Regions from separate parts of the Homo sapiens genome. Here regions 2 and 3 are each linked to region 1. Evidence: chromatin contacts called from ENCODE Hi-C or POLR2A ChIA-PET data. All regions are on one chromosome and are shown on one strand. The core of a region is the stretch at or near the end of the contact, and the rest is flanking DNA. Distances in the headings are between cores, read along the strand shown. Region 1 has its middle 62 kb from the start of FST. Region 2 has its middle 120 kb from the start of FST. Region 3 has its middle 110 kb from the start of FST.

Region 1 (4,222 bases), core at 710-3,209:
AGAAGAGAAGGGATTCTGGTAGATAGCTAGTGATCTCCTCCACAATATATTTTCTTCTAGTCTTTTTGCAATATTGTTTCCACAAAATTATGATCATATTGCATTCTTCTATATTCATTTAAAATTATATTCAGCACTTCCCTGTCATAAAATTGTCCTCAAAAACCATTTAAAAGATAATATATTATTTCATCTCATATATACCAGAACTTACTTACCTACTCTCCTTCTGTTGGATATTTATCTTCTTTCCAATTTTTGGTTTAATAAATGAAGCTGAAATTTGAATATTACATATCAGTTTTTGTTTCTTTTTTTTTTTTTTTCTTTTTGAGATGGAATCTCACTCTGTCGACTAGGCTGGAGTGCAGTGGCACAATCTCAGCTCACTGCAACCTCTGCCTCCCGGGTTCAAGGGATTCTCCTGCCTCAGCCTCCTGAGTAGGTGGGATTACAGGCACACACCACCACACCTGGCTAATTTTTGTATTTTTAGTAGAGACGGGGTTTCACCACATTGGTCAGGCTGGTCTTGAACTCCTGACCTCGTGATCCGCCCACCTTGGCCTTCCAAAGTGCTGGGATTACAGGCATGAGCCACCGCACCCAGCCTACATATCAGTTTTTAGCAGCTTCCCTAAAATTTTTCTTAGGATGGATTCCTGCAAGTGGAAGCACAGGGACAAAGGATATATACATTTAAAAAGGCTGTGTTTAATTTCTGTTCCATTTGGTGAGTGGAGTGGCAGGGGTTGAGGGGATGAGCTAGGCCTGTTTAGTCACACTGGGGTATAGAGTAGGAGATTTCTCTTTTCAACCATCACCCCTCTAGGTGTCAAGGGCCCCACCTGGAAGGCTCTCACCAATGCTGATATGAAGGGCATCTACGCAGATCCTCAGCACAGGTTACATATAATATTCACTCAAATGAAAACTGAATGGTCCACAGACACTGACTTTGCTCCCAAGTGATTCCCGGATGTTAGCAATAGATGTACTCAATCTACTATAGGCTGGAGCCCACTCCATTCCTACCCACAAAATCTCTCCAGGTCCTACTGTGCCTTGACCTTGCTATATACATTTTTAAGGATTTTTCAAATTTTGGGAAATTTGCCTTTTGCTTACCAGTTGAGCATCTGAAACTCAAAAATTCAAAATCCAAAATGCTCCAATGAGCATTTGCCTTGGATGTCTTGTCAGCACTGGAAAAGGTGCAGATTTTGGAGCATTTCAGATTTTAGATTTTCAGATTTGGGATGCTCGACCTGTACTTGTAAGCTGCTTCAAACTCCCTTTCCAATGCATTGGTCTACAAGTAAGTAAATAAGAAAAATTATGTTCTGTAGGATAGGAGGCAGCAAACTACAGTCTCCAAGTCAAATCTGGCATGCAGCCTGCTTTTATAAATAAAGTTTTATTGAAATACTGCCACATCTATTCATTTCCATATTGTCCATGGCTGCTTTCTATTACAACTGCAAAACTGAGTAGTTGTGATAGAGGCCTATGGCCTCCAAGCTTAAAATATTTTCTGTCTGGCCCTTTACAGAAAAAGGTTGCTGACCTGTTCTTCAGAATCAGGCTACAACAACGAAGCTAGGGTCTGTACTCACATACACCCCTATTTGTTCGATGAGCTTGTTCAGCTCCATATAACTTCCTTATTTTACTTATGAATGTCTTATACTATATTAATGCATCGTTAATACATCTGGCCTTCATAACTTCAGACCTTGCCATAATTAATTTTTAAATTTCACTCCTCTTCTCATTCAATTTTGATTCACAATTTATGAACACACACTATATTTCAGTTACCCAAATTAATAATGAACATGCAAAGTGGTATTTTTCTCTCTGGAAATGAAAGACACACGTATTTTCAAATGCTTGGTGAGCAGCACTATTGATATTTCTCTTTCTCTTATTCCAAGTAAATATTATGCCGCGTCTGTGTGGTCATAGCCATTTCCATCACAAAAGACTCTACAAACCCAGGATTACCTCATCCCAATAGAAACAAAGGGGAAAAGGGAATTAGGCTGAAGGGAAAGCTAAAGTAAAACCATCTTCAGCGATTTCAAAGGGACTCAGAAATAACAAAGTATATTTCTTTCAAGTAAATGTGCCCTTTTTTCAAAAGACTACTGTGGCAGTCCTAAAAAATGCCATTAAATGCAAAGCATAGAAGAGAGAGATCATTAAAATTAAAAATCAATTAAATTCTAAAATTTAATTTGCCTAAATCAAATTAAATCACCCAAGAGAAAACACACAGCTACTTGAGAAGTGCATATAAAATTGCAAGATACTCCCGTCTCCTAAACAGCTAGTTAATCACTGTTTTCCAACTGACGTAACAAGGATGTGCTTGCGTGTATTGTTTACAAGACCAAATACATGATTAATAAAAAGACGTAGTTTAAAACACCCTCTTTTAATGTTTTTGTTACACAAGTGGACCCAGATTTGTGATTAAAACTCATCAGAGAAGCATGTGAAAAAGTGGTATGAATCATTACTGATTTCCTGCCTTGCCCCTTTCCAAAGAAACTCATCCTTTCCCCCAATTGAAAACACATAAAAAGTTGACAGTTATAAAACCATGTAGTAAGACAGCAATTTGTTTTTTAAAAATTTTTTACTCTCTAATACAAAGCCTTCTTCCCTAAATGCTAATATGTGACTTAAGTCCTTCCTAGAGGTACAAACATGATTCATAGTTTAATATAGCTAGAGATAATTTTAGAAAGAGCCCCTTTTGTTTAAATGAATGTGAAACCTTTTGCCAAGCCTTGAAACTGCTGCCTTCATTGGCATGTTGACTTGTAAAAGGTGAGATAGTCTTTGGTAGCCTTAACTAGAGTCTTGTACGAGGAAAAAAAAGAATGACTCAAGGATCTCAGGAGACTTTTTTTTACCCACATTACTGTGGTCCTACTGTCTGATGAAATCCAAGGGTTGTTCAAGTACAAAACAATTTTCACAACTTCACAGGATGTTGAAAGATCCATTTCCAAGCCTTCATATCCAGGAGTCCTTCCCAAACTAACATTCATCGTTTTGCCTTTTTTTCCTTTCATCCAGGTGCTCTGGGAATTAGTTATTGAATTCATTTTCTCCCACCATTCCCAGCCCCATGACTACATCCCCTTTATAAAGTGTAAACTATACCACTTTGGGGCAAAACGTGAAGAAAATGTCTCTTTGGCCTCCCTGATCTACGCTTTTAATATTTCTTTTAACGTTGCTCTTTTCTTCCAGGAATCTAGCACCATGTGCTGGGTTCTGTATTAGTTATGTATTGCTGTTTAACAAATTATCCAAAAACTTAATGACTTAAAATAATAATTATTTATTACCTCACACAATTTCTGTGGGCTAGGAACTTAGCTTGGTGGGTTCCGCCTCAGACTCCCTCAAAAGGTTAGAGTCAAAACGTCAGCTGGGGTTACAGTCACTGAAGGTTGCATTGGGGCTGAAGAATCCACTTCCCACGTGGCTCACTCACATACTGCTAACTGGTGCTGGTTGCTGGCAGCAGGCCTCAGTTCCTTACCCCAAGAAACTATGGGGCTGTTTGGGTGTCCTCATGACATCGCAGCTGGCTTCCCGTAAGAGAAGTTGATCTGAGGGATCTCATAGAGTAAGGCAGAAGCCTCTGGAAGTCACACTTAGGAGTCATTTCCACAATGTACTATTGGTTACTAAGGTAACCCTTATTCAAAATGGGAGAGAACAACACAGAGTGTGACTAACAAGAAGTGAGAATCACTGGAGGTCATCCTGGAGGTGACCACAGACCCTAATGGCCCAAGGTCTTCCACCCTGTCCCAGGCTGCCTTTGTCCTGGCAGTCCTCTCCAGATGGCCTCCCCAACGAAAGCAAATCTTTCATGAGTGTATTCTGTCAGTTCCCTATTCTTTACTAAGGTAATGCTGCTGATCTGTTACTGAAATTTTGCTAATGTGCTCAGAGAATGCTGCAGGGGAAAAGTGTAGCTTTTTGCACACATTCTCCTTCATCAGCAAATAAAAGAGTCAAGGCCTTGACTAAACACTGATTCTCAGGGTGGAAGCACCAGGTCTACTATAAACAGATGGGGAAATGTCCTATTATTTAGTCCTGGAAAATTTCACCATGTAGGCATATACCTGCTTCAACAACTCCTAAGTCTGAGTTTATAGGGACAATTTGGACAATAGGATTATTCTAGTCA
Region 2 (4,222 bases), core at 446-2,945, 63 kb before region 1:
GGCACCTACTTCATAGGGTTGTCATGAGAATTCAGGGCAGTTATATAAACAGCATCCTTAGGCTCATAGTATGGCTTCAGAGTAAGGCTTCAAAATTGTGAGTTATATTTATTGCTGTTGATATTATTATTATTTTCAGGAAATGAAACAATGAAAGGGAAGTTTCTAAAGGTGATTTTGGGACAAATTTCAATGACCATAATTTTGCTTATGTCTGCCCAGTTCTACTGATCATAAAATGTCAAAACGAAACTATTTACAAGAACACTAAGCACATTGGCATACCATAACATTCAGTCACATTATCAGAATAAAGTGTTGTAATCTTGTTTCTTCTCTCTGTTCACCGTATGCCTCTCCTGCATTTTTCCTGTTTCTTTGTACTTTCTTTTTTTTTTTTTTTTTTGAGATGGAGTTTCACTCTTGTCACCTGGGGTGGAGTGCAATGACACAATCTCAGCTCACAGCAACCTCCGCCTTCAGGATTCAAGTGATTCTCCTGCCTCAGTCTCCCAAGTAGCTGGGATTATAGGTTCATGCCACTACGCCAGGCTAATTTTTGTATTTTTTAGTAGAGACAAGGTTTCACCATGTTGGCCAGGCTAGTCTCGAACTCCTGACCTCTGGTGATCCACCCACCTCGGCCTCCCAAAGTGCTGGGATTACAGGCGTGAGCCACTGCGTCAGGCCTTTATTTTTCTTTGTTCAACAAATGTTCCTTTGTTTTGCTTTGAAATATAGGTAATATGTGTATAAGTTAGAAATTTAATACTACCTACTAAATTATTGGTTTTTCTACCTGCTTTCAACATTTGCATTTATTCATTCATGAATTTGACAAATAATGTGTGAGTTCTCCCATGTGCCAGGCACTATGTCAGGAGCTGAGAGAGTGCTAAACAGGGCAGATGAATATCCACAGATGCAAAGGGTATGTTCCACATTACAACTCCTAAGCAGTGCCCCTCTAAACCTCCCTCTTCTCTTCCCGAAGAACACTTGGTAGATTTTACAAGAGGTAAAATCGTCTCTTGAACTACAGGTTCTAAAGTTTAACCTGGAGCATGTAGAGTGATAGGCATACTTACTCCTGGGTAGAGTTTCTAACCTGGCTCCTGGGAGGGTCGTTAAAGATTTGGGAACTCCAAGTTTCATTCTTCTTCAATTATGCCTCTAAATTTAAGAGGTATTAACAGAGTAGCTTTTGGAAATCAAACAAGAGAATTCTGAAATATAGAAAGAAGTCAGGCCACAGAGGAGGACATGAGAACACTAAACTCTGAAGTCTGTAAAAGAAGCCTGTTAAATTTTCATCATTTTCACTAGAGTGTTTGTCATTGTTGATCTTGTATGGAATCTAATAGTTCTAATGAAAAATGTGTTAGGCCTTGGGTCCAAGGATATCATCATTATAAGTGCATAAGTGCCTAGGACAATATAAATCTCTCTACAGTGCTGCTATTGTGGACTTTGATCCATGATGTATTAGTTACTTATTTATTGATTTATAAAAATGAGCTGTTAAGCTTTTCCTGAGAAGTCCAAGGGCACATGAACAAAATGTAAGAAATATATAGCCACAAAAAATAAACCATGAAGTATAAACCAGAACCCCTAATGTCCAGGGCACGCTGCCTAGGTGAGTAGGATGAATCAAAAATACACTTTCTAGACACACCCTGAATGTCAACAAACAAGAACTCTGTAAAACCCAAAGAAGGAAGTTATATAATAAGGGCTTATATGAGACATAATATACATTGGCAAAACCCTGATCTAAACATGATGAATTTATTTACATTTGGCCCTTCTTCAGAGACGGGCCTGAGACTCTCACCAGAAAGTATGATGAGTATGATATCTTAAACGCCAGCAGGGCCAGAGGTCGCGTACTTGGCTTTCAGTATTTATTATTATTTTAAGCCAATTAAAATAATTTGGTTTCACAGTGGAAAGATTCCATTAAATAATAGCTTTGTTCACCATGAGTGCAGGTTGTGTGGTTCTTTACTAAGTAGGATAGAACTGGAGAAACAGAGAGGGCAGAGATTGGAGGCTTGTCTGAAATCACCTCTGCCCAAAAAACAGAGCAGAAATCTGCTGAATTGGGTCTATATATCAACTATTTCAATAGGCATAGCTCAAAAGATAAATATTTATTGTTAATAATTTTTCTCTATGACCTAAAATTTTAAAACATGTAACTCCTATTTTTAACATCATCTGATTTTCTCTCAGTATTTAACTTCTTAGTGCCAAAAATAAGTTACAGATATATTGTCCTTCACTTTTCCTTTTTAATCCCAGCTAAAACACAAAGGATTTTGTGATTTCCCAGGATATGACTCAATTTCATTCTGCTAATGATCGTCCCTTGTCTGGAAGCCCACAGTCTTCTGTTAACTTTGGTCTGCCATAGACAGCCAATTAAAATTGGCCAAATAAGCCAAAAAAAAAATCAACCAGAGACCAAAATAATCCCTTTTGGCTGTTGCCACAAAAGAATTTACTGGATAATCTCTAAACTTTCCACTTAATTCTGGCTGTATAGTTCAGTGTTTTTGACCAAAAACATACCAGAGGCTACACACTGTGATTGAATATCCCAAATTTCCTACAATTTGATGGGCTTTAAAAATACGGATATATGTTAGAGTTGTAACTCAGTGATTTAAGGCAATACTTTGGTCACTTGTGTATTGGTTGAATTAAACTTTGAATTTGGCACCATTGCCATATCACTAAGGAAGCTTCATTAGAAAATGAGTATGCATTAGGATTATCTAGCTTCTTACTGGTCCCGCTCCTAAGGACTCACAGCTCTGCAGGAAATCTCAGAATCCTTTGTCATTACTCTTCAACAGGTGCATGCCCATGGCCACTTCTTCCTGCTCAGCATAATAAGCATGGAACCACTCAAGTCTACAGGACTGCCAGAAATGGCTCTGTTCTTCTCTCAACACACTATCCAGCTAAAACACTCTTACCTATTCACTATTCCAGGTGTTAGAGCTTTGTCCATTGCTCTTTTTTCTGCCTCAGCAAAGAGGAGAGCCAATCCCCAAAGTTATATAGTTTTAAATTTAATTATTAAGTTGGCTTCAGTATGGTAGATACTCATTACCCCCAAAGGACGAGAACAGTTCAAGTCCTTCTGGGTGGACTGTCTGATGGAAATCCATTCATGATGCTCCAACTTCTGCTCTAACTTTTCCTATGCCTACTCTATTGCCTGTTACTGTGCTTGTTCTATAAAGAACTAACTTAGCAGAAGAGTAAAAGACTATCTAAATGTATCCATCATAATGTTCATATCATAATATCCCCTCAAAGAGAAATCCTAGGTCTCCATATTCCTTGAGCAATCTTCTCCTCACAGTGCCTGTTTTTCCATCTGTCTGAGGTGTAGGTACACATAATTCTGAGACATATACTATGACCTTCACATCACTGTCTCCTAAAGGGCAGTCACATTCATAAAGACCTATTACTTCCAATTACCTGTGCTTTTTGTCTTTTTCTCAATGCCCACATCTTAATCAGAAATCCAGCAAGAAATGTATGGTACAATCAAAGGGCTAGTGGAAAAAAGTTTTAAGATAAAACATTTTATAACGGTGTGGACCTGATTAAGACTACCAATGAGGGATGGTGAAACATGCAAGGACTAGGTATAGTAGAAAGCCTTTACCTCCCCTAGACTCAAGACAAAAAGAGGATCGTGTTACCCAATGAGAGCCAGAATCATAAGAGAAGGACCACCTAACTAAAATAGCTGTGAATATAGGTAAAGTAAGATGGCCACTGCCCAAACTGAGAAGAAACAGGGAGAATAAAAATACCCCACCTACTCTCACTTCCTGTCTGCTAATCTCTAGCTTTGCTGAACTCAAATAGAAACCAGAAGCCAAGGGAGCTTGAGTGGTACCGTCCATAAAGAGGCCAGGCTTTGGCCAATATGGCGAAACCCCATCTCTACTAAAAATACAAAAATTAACCAGGCATTGTGGCACATGCCTGTAGTCTCAGCTACTCAGGAGGCTGTGGCAGAAGATTCACTTGAACCCAGGAGGCGGAGGCTGCAGTGAGCCGAGATCGTGCCATGCATTCCAGCCTGGGTGACAGAGCAAGACTCCATCTAAGAAAAAAAAGAAAAACAAAAAAGGCCAGGCTTTTGGAGAACGGAGCTGGTAAGAGAAGGGTAAAGAATGAATTTCGAGAG
Region 3 (4,222 bases), core at 466-2,965, 45 kb before region 1:
GTGCTCTGTGTATACCTGCAAATGACTGTAAAAGCAGCATTAATATTGACTTTGGAGTTACAAATACATTTTTGTAAGTAGACAAATTTGCAAGTATTGAATCCACAAATGAGGACCAACTATAAACATATGTGTGTGTGTGTATAAGTGTGTGTATACCATTGTTTAAGCTTGCATGCAAAATTAGCAAAATATAAAAACATGCAAACATTGAACCAAAGAGGTAAAAGTTTCCTATGAGGGAAACTAAAAAACACTGATTAAAGAAATTGTAGATAACACAAACAAATGGAAAAACACCTCATGCACATGGATTGGAAGGAACATTCATTAAAATGAACATACTGCCCAAGGAAATCTACAGATTCAATGCAATTCCTATCAAAATATCAATGTCATTTTTCATAGAATTAGAAAAAGCAATCCTAAAATTCATATAGAACCAAAAAAGAGACCAAATAGCCCAAGCAGTCCTAAGCAAAAAGAACAAAGCTGGAATCATCACATTACCTGACTTTAAATTATGCTACAAGACTATAGTAATCAAAACAGCATAGTACTAGTATAAAAATAGACACATAGATCAATGGATCAGAATGAAGAACTCAGAAATAAAGCCACATACCTATAGCCAGCTGATCTTCAACAAAGTCAACAAAAACATACACTGGAGAAAGGCCATCCTGTTCAATAAATGGGGCTGGAAAAATTGGATAGCCACATGCAGAAAAATAAAACTGGACCTTTCCTGCTAGTGAAGTTTCTTAAAAAATAAAAATAAAAAAAGAGAAAAAAAGAAACTAGATCTATATCTCTCACCATATTAAAAAAATTAACTCCAGATGGATTAAAGACTTAAATGTATAACCTGAAACTTATAAAGTACAAATTCTAAATAAAATAAATAAATAAATAAATAAAGATTCTAGAAGAAAACGTAGAAAAAACTCTTCTAGACATTGGCCTAGACAAAGAATTCATGACTAAAACCTCAGAAGCAAATGCATCAAAAATACAAAGTAGACAAATGGGACTTAATTAAACTAAAAAATTTCTACATGGCAAGAGAAATAATCAACAGGATGAACAGACAACCTACAGGATTGAGAAATTATTTGCAAACTGCGCATCTGACAAAGGCCTAATATCCACCAGAATCTACAAGGAACTCAAACAACTCAATAAGAAAAAAGCAAATAACCTCATTAAAAAGTGGGCAAATTATATGAAGATATATTTCATAAGAAGACACACAAATAGCCAACAAGCACTTGACAGAACATTCAACATCAGTAATCATCACAGAAGTGCAAATTGAAACCACAAAGAGATACCATCTTACACCAGTCAGAATGGCTATCATTAGAAAGTCTAAAAATAACAGATGTTGGCAAGAATGCGGAGAAACAGGAACACCTATACGCTGTTGTTGGGAATAAATTAGTACAACCTCTATGGAATACAGTATGGAGATTTCTTGAAGAACTAAACATAGAACTATCATTCCACCCAGCAATCCCACTACTGTGTATCCACCCAAAGGAAATCAAATCATTAAATGAAAAAGACATCTGTACTCGGATATTTATCACAGCACTATTCACAATAGCAGAGTCATGGAGACAATCTAGATGCCCATCAGTGGATGATTAAACAAAGGAAATGTGGTATGGAAATACTGTAGCACACTACTTAGTCATAAAAAAAAGAATGAAATCATGTTTTTTGCAGCAACATGAATGAAACAGGAGGCCATTATCTTAAGTGAAATAACTCAGAAACAGAAACTCAAGTACCTCATGTTCTCCCTTATAAGTGGGGGCTAAATAATGTGTACACATGGATACAGAAAGTGGAATAACAGACAATGGAGACTCAGAAAGGCCGGAGGGTGGGAGGAGTGTGAGGGATGACAAATTACTTAATGGCTACAATGCACACTATTCAGGTGATGGTTACACTAAAAGCCCAGACTTCACTGCTACACAATATAACTGTGTAACCAAACTGCACTTGCACCCCTTAAATCTACAAAAATAAATAAATACATAAATAAAAACATGCACGAAAACTCAAGACTATGTTTATCTTTGTCAATGGAAGAAGGAAATAGTAACTGTAAAGTCTTATTTCTTAAGCTAGATTTACATAGACATTTGTCTATTTCATGACTTTGTGCTAATTTTTTCAACCTAAAATGTTTTATTAAAATATTTTAAAGTACTTATTTGCATATATGCAAAATCACACCGGTCCTCATCACAGAAAAGACAACAGTTCCTTGGTGATTTTAGTTTAATTTAGTATAGATGTAAACTAATGAGAGGGAACTTATCAAGGTAAATATGTTGCATCAATCAAAACAGCATGCATTGCTGTCAAAGACATGTGGCATATACCTGCTTTCCTCCATAGATGCTGAAGGTTTTTTGGTTTTTTTTTCTTCTAAAAGATTCCAAATAAGTATTGAAATCAAATCATTCAAGAATAAATATCACATTAACTAGGATATCTCAATACCACCTCACCAGAGTCCTCCTGGGTCAGCTTCTAAAATAAAATGTCAAATGAGTCCTCCAACACTCAGCATCCAGATCTTGGAATGAAGTACTTATTTCTGAAATTTCACTGTGTTCTCCATCTATCCCCTCCCCACAAAAAAAGTTTGAACTTCTTGACCTCTGAGTAAAACTGATTATCTAAAATCTGAAGTCGCAAATAAACCTACTTGTAAAGATCCTCTGAGAGAAAAGTATCATGGGCATGACCAGATGCAAATTTCTTCTTTCTTTTTTCTATTTCAGTAAGGTATAATGTGTGGCCCAGTTTATGCAGAGAAATAACTCTAAGAGTTGGAGTTAGATATGCGAATTAGAACCTAGTCTTAAGAACGAAAGATCAGAAATCACTGGTTCAAAAAGAAGGAAGATATAGATCAACAGGAAAATAGTAAACCTCATCAAGATTACAAGCCTCAGACAAAGATATCACTAGACCTAAATCCATTGCGTCTTGAAATAAGGAAGTAAGATCATTTCATCATCAAGACATTAGTCTCTGTACATTTAGAATTAGAGCATAATCAAAAGGCTTAATTCGTCCATATTGGACATGAAGGTCATGGCACAAGGAACAGCCTTATAATGAGGCATCAAATATAGCCTAAAAGAACATTAGCATAAACAAAATATAAACTTTCTTGGAAGTAAACTACTCATTCCTTTGAAAATAAACCAAAGGAAATCAGATTAACCCTGAGCTGTTCACTTAAAATTCAGGTACAATTTATTTCTAAGAATATATCCATCACAAAACTGAGCCTATTAGCAGCAATTATTTAAGGATATTTTCTAGGTCATTGTCATCACAAGGCATTAATTACCCAGTCTCCTGAAGTAATCTGCATGAGAAATATTTCAAGTAGAATATCAGTTGTCAAGGAAGGGGGAGACCAGATACCCTACCGGGATCTTTGGCTCTTCCCCAAAGGAGGTAGAATGGGGACAGAGAGGAATAAGGATTAAGGAACATGTAAGCAAAAGAGAAAAAAAAAAGTCAGATGTGAAATTATAACTGACTTCTAAGAAGATGTATTTATTTTGGTTCCCTTTTTGCAGAATTGCTGGCTGGTTATTTCAGGGAATCATGTTTAAGTCTTCAGATCTCTCTTTAGGTGAAAAAATAGTTCCTTGGGTGAAAAAGAGAAAAAATGGGATAAGTCTTTATCCCTTTATTTTAGTCATTTGTATACAGGTTTGTTTTACTTATAAAGCCATTTTATTTCATAATGAAGCCACACAGAAAAAGAAGAACAAAAGAAAGAAAAGAAAAACCCAGGGGATTGATTTTATTTTACTTTTTAGTCTGAAAATAAGGTCTTAGTTCATCTTTAAGTCAACAGATTTTGTTCCTTTTTTTTAAAAAAAAATAAATTACAAAGGTTCTAGTTCTGGTTCACTGCTATAATATGTTATTGTATGTGTTATACTAAAAGGACGATTATAGTTTGGATTCTGCTAACTCTGGCAGTGAGGATTTGTTCCATCAGGATTCGGACAGGGACGAGAAAAGAAAAAAGGAAGGGAGAGGAGGAGAGAAGAGAGGAGGGGAAGGGAAGGCCAGGGAAGGGAAAATTTCCAAGGAAGACAGCATGCACTGCAGATCCATTTTGTGATAAATATCTTCAAGAAAAGAGACTGCAAAGAGCATGATTGTCATGGAT

What was found. Hi-C counts contacts between places; a loop is a spot of excess contacts on that map. ChIA-PET counts read pairs that join two places held with the same protein, here RNA polymerase II (POLR2A). Pooled maps may share reads with other maps.
Region 2: a pooled map shows a loop between it and region 1 (2.2-fold over the local background). The contact joins two enhancer-like sites. A Hi-C loop is called at or near these places in 9 of 168 maps with a recorded cell type or tissue (Calu3, IMR-90, MCF 10A and 4 more) and 3 of 50 pooled maps. POLR2A ChIA-PET finds 5 or more read pairs at or near these places in 3 of 52 experiments (AG04450, PC-3 and endothelial cell of umbilical vein).
Region 3: a loop to region 1 is called in a map of endothelial cell of umbilical vein, with 7 times the contacts of the local background. The contact joins two enhancer-like sites. A Hi-C loop is called at or near these places in 9 of 168 maps with a recorded cell type or tissue (Calu3, IMR-90, MCF 10A and 4 more) and 3 of 50 pooled maps. POLR2A ChIA-PET finds 5 or more read pairs at or near these places in 1 of 52 experiments (AG04450).

What each region holds. Positions count from the first base shown.
Region 1 is chr5:53,416,597-53,420,818 of GRCh38, forward strand. No RefSeq gene overlaps it. Among named protein-coding and RNA genes, the nearest start is that of FST, 62 kb to the right of the region's middle. Within about 2 kb of position 1,960, at least 5 of the 41 ENCODE cell types and tissues checked have a DNase peak (open chromatin) inside an H3K27ac peak, as active enhancers do; they include PC-3, endothelial cell of umbilical vein and mammary epithelial cell, where a contact is called at or near this core.
Region 2 is chr5:53,353,761-53,357,982 of GRCh38, forward strand. No RefSeq gene overlaps it. Among named protein-coding and RNA genes, the nearest start is that of FST, 120 kb to the right of the region's middle. Within about 2 kb of position 1,696, at least 2 of the 41 ENCODE cell types and tissues checked have a DNase peak (open chromatin) inside an H3K27ac peak, as active enhancers do; they include PC-3, where a contact is called at or near this core.
Region 3 is chr5:53,372,281-53,376,502 of GRCh38, forward strand. No RefSeq gene overlaps it. Among named protein-coding and RNA genes, the nearest start is that of FST, 110 kb to the right of the region's middle. Within about 2 kb of position 1,716, at least 2 of the 41 ENCODE cell types and tissues checked have a DNase peak (open chromatin) inside an H3K27ac peak, as active enhancers do; they include endothelial cell of umbilical vein and mammary epithelial cell, where a contact is called at or near this core.